Regions from separate parts of the Homo sapiens genome. Here region 2 is linked to region 1. Evidence: read pairs that join two places in POLR2A ChIA-PET (ENCODE). Cell type or tissue: Panc1. All regions are shown on one strand. Links, peaks and the distances in the headings refer to the core of each region. The heading gives the core; the rest is flanking DNA.

Region 1 (4,398 bases), core at 218-4,217:
AACTAAGAGCTAGGATTGCACCACTGCACTCCAAGCCAGGGGACAGAGCAAGACCCTGTCTCCAAGTGAAACAAAACAAAACAAAACGGTAATTTCTTAAAGATTAGGTGCAACCTAAATACCATATCAGTGAACTTTTTATGTTCTGTTACATTAAAATTTATAAATCTATCCTCCACTTTGGCTCATTTACTAATGCATAATTTTATAACATCATGCATTGATTATTTGAATAATATTGGTTCTCTCAATATCTTTGCATAGCAAATTACCCCAACTCAGCAACTTAAAACAATAAACTTTTGTTATCTCACAGTTTCTTTGGGTAAGGAATTTAAGAGTGGCTTAGCTAGGTGGTTCTGGCTTGAAATCATTCAAGAGGTTGCAGTCAAACTGTTGGCTGGGCTATGGTCTTCTTAGGACTCAACTGAGAGATGGTCCAATTCCAAGCTCACTCGTGTGCCTTTTGGCTGCTTCAGAAGATCTACTCCCAAGTTCACTCCCGTGGTTGCTGGGAACCCTCAGTTCCTTACCATGTGGCCTCTCCATAGACTGCTTCAGTATGTCCTCAGCTGGCTTCCCTCTCTCAGGGCCACCTCACAACCTGGCGGATTGTCCCATGGTGAGCAGTTCAAAAGAAACAGGGGTGGCAAGGAGAGACACACAGAGAGAGAGAGACAGAGAGAGAACAAGATAGTCTGCTCAAGATGGGAGCCACAGTCATTTTATAACTAATCTCAGTATGATAGCTCATCACTAGAGACAATCAACTCCACAATCAAGGGGAGGGAAGGTAACCTCCGTCTCTTGTAGGGCGCTGTATTGAAGAATGTGTAGCCACAGCTACAAAACCACCACAAATTGTCAAGCTCATCATTGTGGATGCAAGTTTTCCCGAGTTCTAATTTTTGCTTTAAAGCTCACATTTATCATTGGCAATAAACACTGTCAATTGTTTTCCTTGAAATGACAGACTCGCTTCTTTTACATTCGAGAAAATACCTGCCAAATACCCAGCTCCCTATAACCATAGTTGGGTGTTTTTGTCAGTCATTCTTTCAAGTGAAAATGACATTCCATGAAATGACATTCCATGAAAATGACATTCCATGAAAAAAAAAAAAGCAGCTCACAGCTCAATTACACAAGTACATTTCCTTGAGGCAATCATGTGTTTCAGTAAGCAGCAGAAGTGCCTATGCCTACTACTTCATATTTAATTACATGGAATGTTAAAAATGATGTGTACCCTGGGGTCAATATTTAACATATGTACTCAAGCTTCTTAAGTAAAACTGATTTCTTCTTTTTTCTTTTGGTACATAATAGAGTGCTTGGGACTTTCATTTGGGAAAATCACTGTGGGAAGGAATAAATAAGGCATTGCTTCATGGAAAAAGGTGTGCACTGCGATCAGATGGGAATTACATTGAGATTGGCAGAGAGGAGGAAACGTGGGAGAGGAAAATAAGCAGACAGTGGGGCTGGAATGAAATGAGCATGTTATGGTCTAGACTAAAGAGAGGGAAGGCTAAGTTCACAGCAAGCTGTGGACTTGATGCAAGCATCTGTGAAGGGAGCCAGTCTGAAATTCTCACAGCAGGCTCCATCTGAAGGGGCAGTGTCAGGCAGACTCCTAGACGCTCAGGGACTAGATTGTTATCTGGCCAGAAATGCAGTAGAAGGTTCCCGGAAGGCTTCCAAGAGACAAATAACCTCGGGTTATTTGCCACTCCTAAGGGCACCAATGTCAGTCATAACCATGCAGTTAAGTAAGAGCTTTTCCTATCTTACCTTTTCTCCTTCCCTCTTGCAGCTTTGAAGAGGCCAAAAGCAGAAACCGATGAGGGAGGAGAGCTGAGGAGAGGAAAAGCAGCTGACCAAAGTTCCCTCACTCTTCCACTGTAGACTTCCAAGCCTGGAGCAAAACTCAACGGGGAATGGGAAGAAGTTTTAAATGAAATGAGATTAACATTTGGTTTATTACATCGAACTGGACTCAATTACAAAAATAAAAAGACTACTACTTATTACCTGAGAGCAACAACAAAATTATCATTATTTATTTATTTATTACAGCAAACTCAACTCAATTACTAAAAAAAAGACTATTCATTTACTACCTGAATGCAACAACATAACTATAAAATCTCCCTGAGATTTGAAAGGGGTGGGAGTGGAGCACTATGAGCTGGAACAAATGGAAGGCGCAGGCTTGAAGGTCAGTGGGAGCTTTCAGCATGCACCCTGCTCAGTTCAACTCATTTAATAAAGTGCTTTCAATGCTGCGATTCATTGAGCTTCTATTTTTGCCAGGTTGAGGTTCTGCTGGGTATATTTTAATGAAGGAACAAAATGTATTTATATTTAGGAGAATGGTGTTTCATAATGATTGTAACCAGGCTAACCTGAGTTCATATCCTGGCTCTGCTACTTAAATAATGTGGCACATTTGTAAATCTCTTGGACCGTCGGTTTTCTCATCTATAAAATGGGGATAAATCATGCCTACTTTACAGGGCTATCATAAAGAGTAAATGAGATAATATATGTACAGTAAGTATCACAGTGCCTGGTATACAATCAGCACTCCATAGGTAGCATCAAGAATTATGATCATGCTCTTAGTGTGGTGACCTGGCCAATGGGAAACATTTACCAGGAACTAGTGCACAAAATAGACTGAAGAGGAATCAAGACTAAGAACAGGGAGAAAAATGAGAAACATTTAGCAATATCAACAAAAAATGCTAACACAGTAGCCATAGAAATGAAATAGAAGGGACAAATATAAAGGATATTTGAGAGGAAAATGGACATAAGAGATAACTGCTTAGACATATATGGTAAATAAAAGTGAAGGAAGAGTCCAAGGCAGCTTACATTTTAAAGGCTTAGTTGGATTGGAAAATAGTAGAAATGGGAGAAATACGGAAATTGCCAGAGTGAGCAAGTTTGGTGGGTGAGCATAGTGGGAAGAAATACTGGTTTTGTTTTGCTATATTTTGAATTTAGAAGACTCTGAGAGTTTCAAGTACAAATATCTTATAGTTATTTGAAAAGTTATTCATTCATTCATCTAATATTTCTTGAAAGCCTACTTTGTGTCAGACACCATGCAAAGATCTAGCAAGAGCAATCTAGTAACGAGTTGGAGTTTGAATGGGACATCTGGGCCAGACAGAAAGATCTGGGGACTCCAACATAGAGCTAGCCCCTGAAACCATGGATATTAATTAGTTTTCTATGAAGAGCGTCAAGAAGAAAAAACTTATGAAAATATTAACAGGGAGTCATGAGGAATGATCAAAGGGGTGAAAGCTAAAGCAGTGTCTCATGTTGTAATTATTTTTATATTAAATTCTAACCACCTATAGTTTATAATATTTAATCATGTCAATAAAGCAATTTCATAGTAGCTATCTATATTTTAAAATTTTTATTTTAGATAGTAGTGGGTGCCCATTTGCCCTTCATGCAGTTTCCCCCAATAACTACATTTAAAAAAAATTTTTTTTTTTGTTTAGATGGAGTCTCACTCCATCACCCAGACTGGAGTGCAGTGATGCAATCTCAGCTCATTGCAACCTCCACCTCCCAGGTTCAAGCGATTCTCCTGCCTCAGCCTCCAGAGTAGCTGGGATTACAGGCACGCGCCACCATGGCTGGCTAATTTTTATATTTTTCATAGAGACAGGGTTTCACCACGTCGGTCAGGCTGGTCTTGATCTCCTGACCTCGTGATATGCCCGCCTCAGCCTCCCAAAGCGCTGGGATTACAGACTTGAGCCACCGCGCCTGGCCAAAAATTTTTTTTAGAGATGGGATTTTGCCATGTTGGCCAGGCTGGTCTCAAACTCCTGGCCTCAGCGATCTGCCCACCTCGGCCTCCCAAAGTGCTGGGATTACAGGCATGAGGCACTGTGCCCGGCCCCAATAACTACATCTTATATAACTATAGTACAATATCAAAACCAGGAACTTGACATTGCTATAAACCACTGACTTGATTCGGATTTCACCAGTTTTACATGTACTAGTGTGTGGTATGAGTGTAGTTCTAAGCCATGTTATCACATATATGGATTCATATAATTTTCATCTTTATTTCTTAAAATATTTTCCTTTTTATCACTTCAGTTACTTAGATGAGGTGAAGAATCCACACCACAAGAATTTGAAAAAACAAATTTTGTAGTTTACTGATACTCCCTAATGTTCAAACATTATAGCAAAGGCCACAAAGATTTTTAAAATAGTTAATTAACAAGTAACACATATGTATTTTACAGTACTTTATCTGTAAAATGTGAGTTATCATTTCTGAAGTCCCTTATAACTCTGAAATTCTACAATTCTAGAATTCTAATTCCTAGGTCACTTAACCTCTTGATATAA
Region 2 (4,398 bases), core at 279-4,278, 110 kb after region 1:
CCTCATGACTTTTAATGAATGTGGTAAGAAAGACTGATCTTGTATAGCACCTTAGTAGGCATTGGGTGGCCCTACACTGCTAGAGGGTGTCCTTGTAAACATATTTGTTGTTTGTAACTTACTTTTTTGTTGTTGTTCACAAATGTCATTTGCTCAGACATCCAAAGAAGATGGGCTACCATTCGCTCTTACTTTTTGTGTGTCTTCTAACACTCTCTCCAAAATATAATAGTTGCTTAGGAAATGTCTGTTGAATGTAACAGAACACAGCGGGGAACACAAAGTCACTGGTCTCCAAGTGGATGGTATTGACTGTTTGGGCCCAGATACCCATTTGTGCTTGGGGCCCAGGGAACTTGGCCAGAGGGCTCAGGGGAGAGGCCTAGGGGACACCAACATCAGTGGAAGGGTGAGGCACCACCTCAAGGGACTTCACAGGCAGGACCTCAGGGAGGGGCAAGTGTGAAAGGACAGGAGGTCCATGGGAGGCATCCCAGAAATAACTTCAGGAGACATTGGGGCCTGGTTTGGGAGCAGGCAAGAGGTGTTTGCATGAAGTCCATAAGCTGGTGAGGCCTGAGGAAATGGAAGTATTAGTTATTATTTCAATATCACCATTTATTGTGCTCTTACTGAGGGGCAGACATTCTGCGTACATGACTTCCTTCAGAAGAGCTGATATGGCACAGGAAAGTGGTCTGGTGGGCTGGTTGAGCATGTGATGAAGCCAGACTGCACAGGCAAATTCACATCCCAGCTCCACCCCTTACTGTGCGACCTCTGACAGGTAAAGTGACCTCTCTCTGGACTTTATCTGCTCATTATAACATGCAGCTAATGGACTATTAACCCCATAGTGTCACTGGGAGGAGTAAACGAGGTCATACGCATTCAGTGCTGAAACCAGTGCCTTGCACAGAGTTAGCACTCTGCAAGTATAACCACTCTTATTATCTCTATCATTTTATTGTCCCAGCAATCCAGTGACCAGGGGCTTTGCATGTCTGTATTCTAAAATGAGTACAGTGAGTAATAGCCTAAGGTCACATGGTTAATAAGTGGCAGAGCTGGGAAGAACTAGGACCTGACTCCAAAGCTCACATACCCTACTGACTAGCAAACAGCCTCCACAAGCATTCTAAGAAAAATGTACAATAATCCAGCAAACACGGAAGTCAATGTCCTCCTTTGAGGATGCTGTTGCATTGCTGTCTTTGGGCAATGTGAGGGAGGCTGGGCATGTTGCCGGGAGACACATTCTTTTAGGTGACTTGCAAGGCTGACTCTCCAAGGTCAAGGAGTTATTAAGGTCATCCTCCCTCCCCACTTTCCTTCCCACCTCTGAGGAAACTATTCCAAAGTCTGACCTGATTAGGATTCTTCAAATGTTGTGACTTGTTAACACACCAACCTTGTGGTTAATATTTGACTTAACCCAAAACAGATAATAGGAAAAAACAGCATGCTTGGTAAGAAGTGTTTGGGGAGAATGGAGAGCTGGTTGCATGGCCCATTCAGCCGCAGGGAAGCCAGAGAGTGAGGTTTCTCTGTTAATCATCTTTAATTTTAATTTAATTAGTTAATTTAATTTTCATTATCCTTAATTCTTATAATAAAAAGCCAGACTACAGAGATTTGCTTACCTACAGTCACACAGTTGGGAAATCACCTAACTGGGATTTGAATTCAGTCCACGTGGCTTCTAAACCATGAAAGGAGCAGGAATTTTAGATTCTAGGGCCAGTTCCTGTTAGGAGCTGAGCAGCTTAAACATTCCCTCATTGAAGAAAATATACTTCAGTAAAGTTGTAGAAAAAGGAAGAAAGAGAGAAGAGAGGAAAGAAAGAAAGGAGGAAGAGAGGGCATGAGAGAAGGAAGGGAGGAAGAAAAGTATAGGTAGCTAGAAAAATGCGTTCTGACTGGTTCTGTAACCACTGTAGACCAGTGATGTGTTCAAAGCAAGGCCAGCAAAACTGGATAAAAATGGAAAAATTTTGTTTCTGGGCAAATGCTTCTCACACCCTCTCGTGATCTTCTTCTGAATTTATTACCCACCGTGACACCCACAATACAGCCTTGTGACACGGAATTCTACAATCCATGAAGAGCAAGTGCACCTTTTTGTGTTTGCTTTTGCTAACTGCTTGCTGCAGTTAGCAGGTCCTAGAATTTATGATTTTCCAGGAGAGTTCAATCTTAACGATGCCATTTATACAGTTGTCGTTGCTTGGGACTGTATTGATAAATCAGCTCTAACAGCTCTTAGCACAGACTTTGGTCTATAATGATGCTTGAATTGAACCAGGAGATGAAGACTCTGATGGACTTTGTGTCATTATTGAGAAACTTGGGACTTACGCCAAGTTATTAGCTGAAACCGTAAATAAGTTACAGAATGCTGACAGAAGAAATGCCAGACATTGACATGATGCACCCATTCAGCATCTGTCTTAGGCTGTTGGAGCTGCTATAACAAAATACCATAGACTGGGTAGCTTATAAACAACAGAAATATATTTCCCATAGTTCCGAAGGCTGGGAAGTCCAAGACCAAGTTCCTGGCTGCTTCAGTGTCTGAAGAGAACACATTTACTGGCTTGTAGATGGTGCCTTCTCACTGTGTCCTCACATGGTAGAAAGGACAAACTAGCCCTCTGGGTCCTCTTTAAAAGGGCACTAATCCCATTCATGAGGGCTCCACCATTATGACCTAATCACCTCCCACAAGGTCCCACTTCCTAATACCATCACCTTAGGGGTTAGGATTTCAACATATGAATTTAGGAGGGGCACAAACATTCAGGCCATAAGAGCATTCCTTGCATGAAATGGTGTTAACTGTGGAAAAGCAAGTGAGAGCGGCAAAGGGGAGAGAAGTCAAAGCACAAAATATTAGCATTTCCAGTGCTTGTGACCCTTAAAATGAATTGAGAGAGGTGCTTCTTGAAAAAAGGATAGGTAAAATCTTTGAGATATAATGGGTACTTAGTCACTACTTTGGAAATTCACAATGCATGTAACATATTAAAGGCTCTGGCAAGTTCCAAGGTCAAGCTTCCAGCCCAGCAGTCTTCACAAGCCTGTGTGAATGTCTGCTAAGTAAATTTACCAAGCTTGGGGTCTTTCCAGTGCTACCCCCTCACTCTGCTACTAGTGTCCTGGACAAATGAAACATGTACTTCTTTCTTTCTTTTTTTTTTTTTTTTGTCTGAGATGAAGTCTTACTTTGCCCGCCAGGCTGCAGTGCAGTGGCGTGATCTCTGCTCTCTGCTCACTGCAACCTCCACCTCCCAGGTTCAAGCGATTCTCCTGCCTCAGCCTCCCGAGGAGCTGGGACTACAGGCACACAACACCATGCCCGGCTTTTGGCTTTTTTTTTTTTTTTTTTTGGAGACGGAGTCTCGCTCTGTCATCCAGGCTGGAGTGCAGTGTCACGATCTTGGCTCACTACTGCAACCTACACCTCCCGGGTTCAAGTGATTCTCCTGCCTCTGCCTCCCAAGTAGCTGGAATTACAGGTGCCCACCACCACACCGAGCTAATTTTTGTATTTTTAGTAGAGATGGGGTTTCGCCATGTTGGCCAGGCTGGTTTTGAACTCCTGACCTTAGGTGATCCACCCGCATCGGCCTCCCAAAGTGCTGCGATTAACAGGCGTGAGCCACGGCGCCTGGCCTAATTTTTGTACTTTTAGTAGAAACAGGGTCTCACCATGTCAATCAGCATAGTCTAGAACTCCTGACCTGAAGTGATCTGCCCGTCTCGGCCTCCCAGAGTGCTGGGATTACAGGCGTGAGCCACCATGCCCAGCCGAAATATCTACTTCTAACATGTTGCAGATACTAATTCCACAGTACTTCCAGAGTGTCTCAAGTGTAAGACTGGATTAGGAGCCCTGATTGAGCTCATCTGCTGCATGACTCCACATGACTGATGCCCTCTTCATCCCTCTAAGCTGGAGGTGCCTCTCAGGGATGCTGTTTTCCATCCATCCTCTGTTACCCTTTCCTATATCTCAGCAAAGGGAAAGAGGTAAATATTTTAAATGCTTTTGGGGTTTAATGAGGCTAAGAGTATCTGTTTTTAAAGTTTATCAGATAAAAGGCATAGACTCTAAAAATGAGCACAAGTCCTGCAGGCCAGCATCGTATAGCCCAGCGTTTCCAAACTCATGGAGCCCATTTTTTCATGTAACATTTGCTGATGTGCCATGGACCCAGTGTTCTGAGACAGCTACTCTGGAGACTCTGAGCTGGAGTAGCTGGGATTACAGGCATGCGCCACCATGCCGGCTAATTTTTGTACTTTTAGTAGAGATGGGTTTTCGCCATGTTAGCCAGGCTGGTCTTGAATTCCTGACCTCAGGCAACCTCAAGCGATCCACCTGCCTTGGCCTCC

Evidence for each region. Peaks named below come from ENCODE experiments on the same cell type or tissue, not always from the same donor. Only the 100,000 strongest peaks of a DNase experiment are listed, where the experiment ranks them.
Region 2: POLR2A ChIA-PET joins it to region 1 with 5 read pairs; 2 of 35 experiments call an interaction of 5 or more read pairs at or near these places.

The regions. Positions count from the first base shown.
Region 1 is chr5:95,696,794-95,701,191 of GRCh38, forward strand. It overlaps a transcript of SPATA9 not described here. Among named protein-coding and RNA genes, the nearest start is that of SPATA9, 16 kb to the left of the region's middle. In Panc1, for the core only: no CTCF peak of the experiment used is centred there; no DNase peak of the experiment used is centred there; H3K4me3 peaks cover 392 bases; H3K27ac peaks cover 2,920 bases.
Region 2 is chr5:95,802,644-95,807,041 of GRCh38, forward strand. No RefSeq gene overlaps it. Among named protein-coding and RNA genes, the nearest start is that of GLRX, 18 kb to the right of the region's middle. In Panc1, for the core only: no CTCF peak of the experiment used is centred there; no DNase peak of the experiment used is centred there.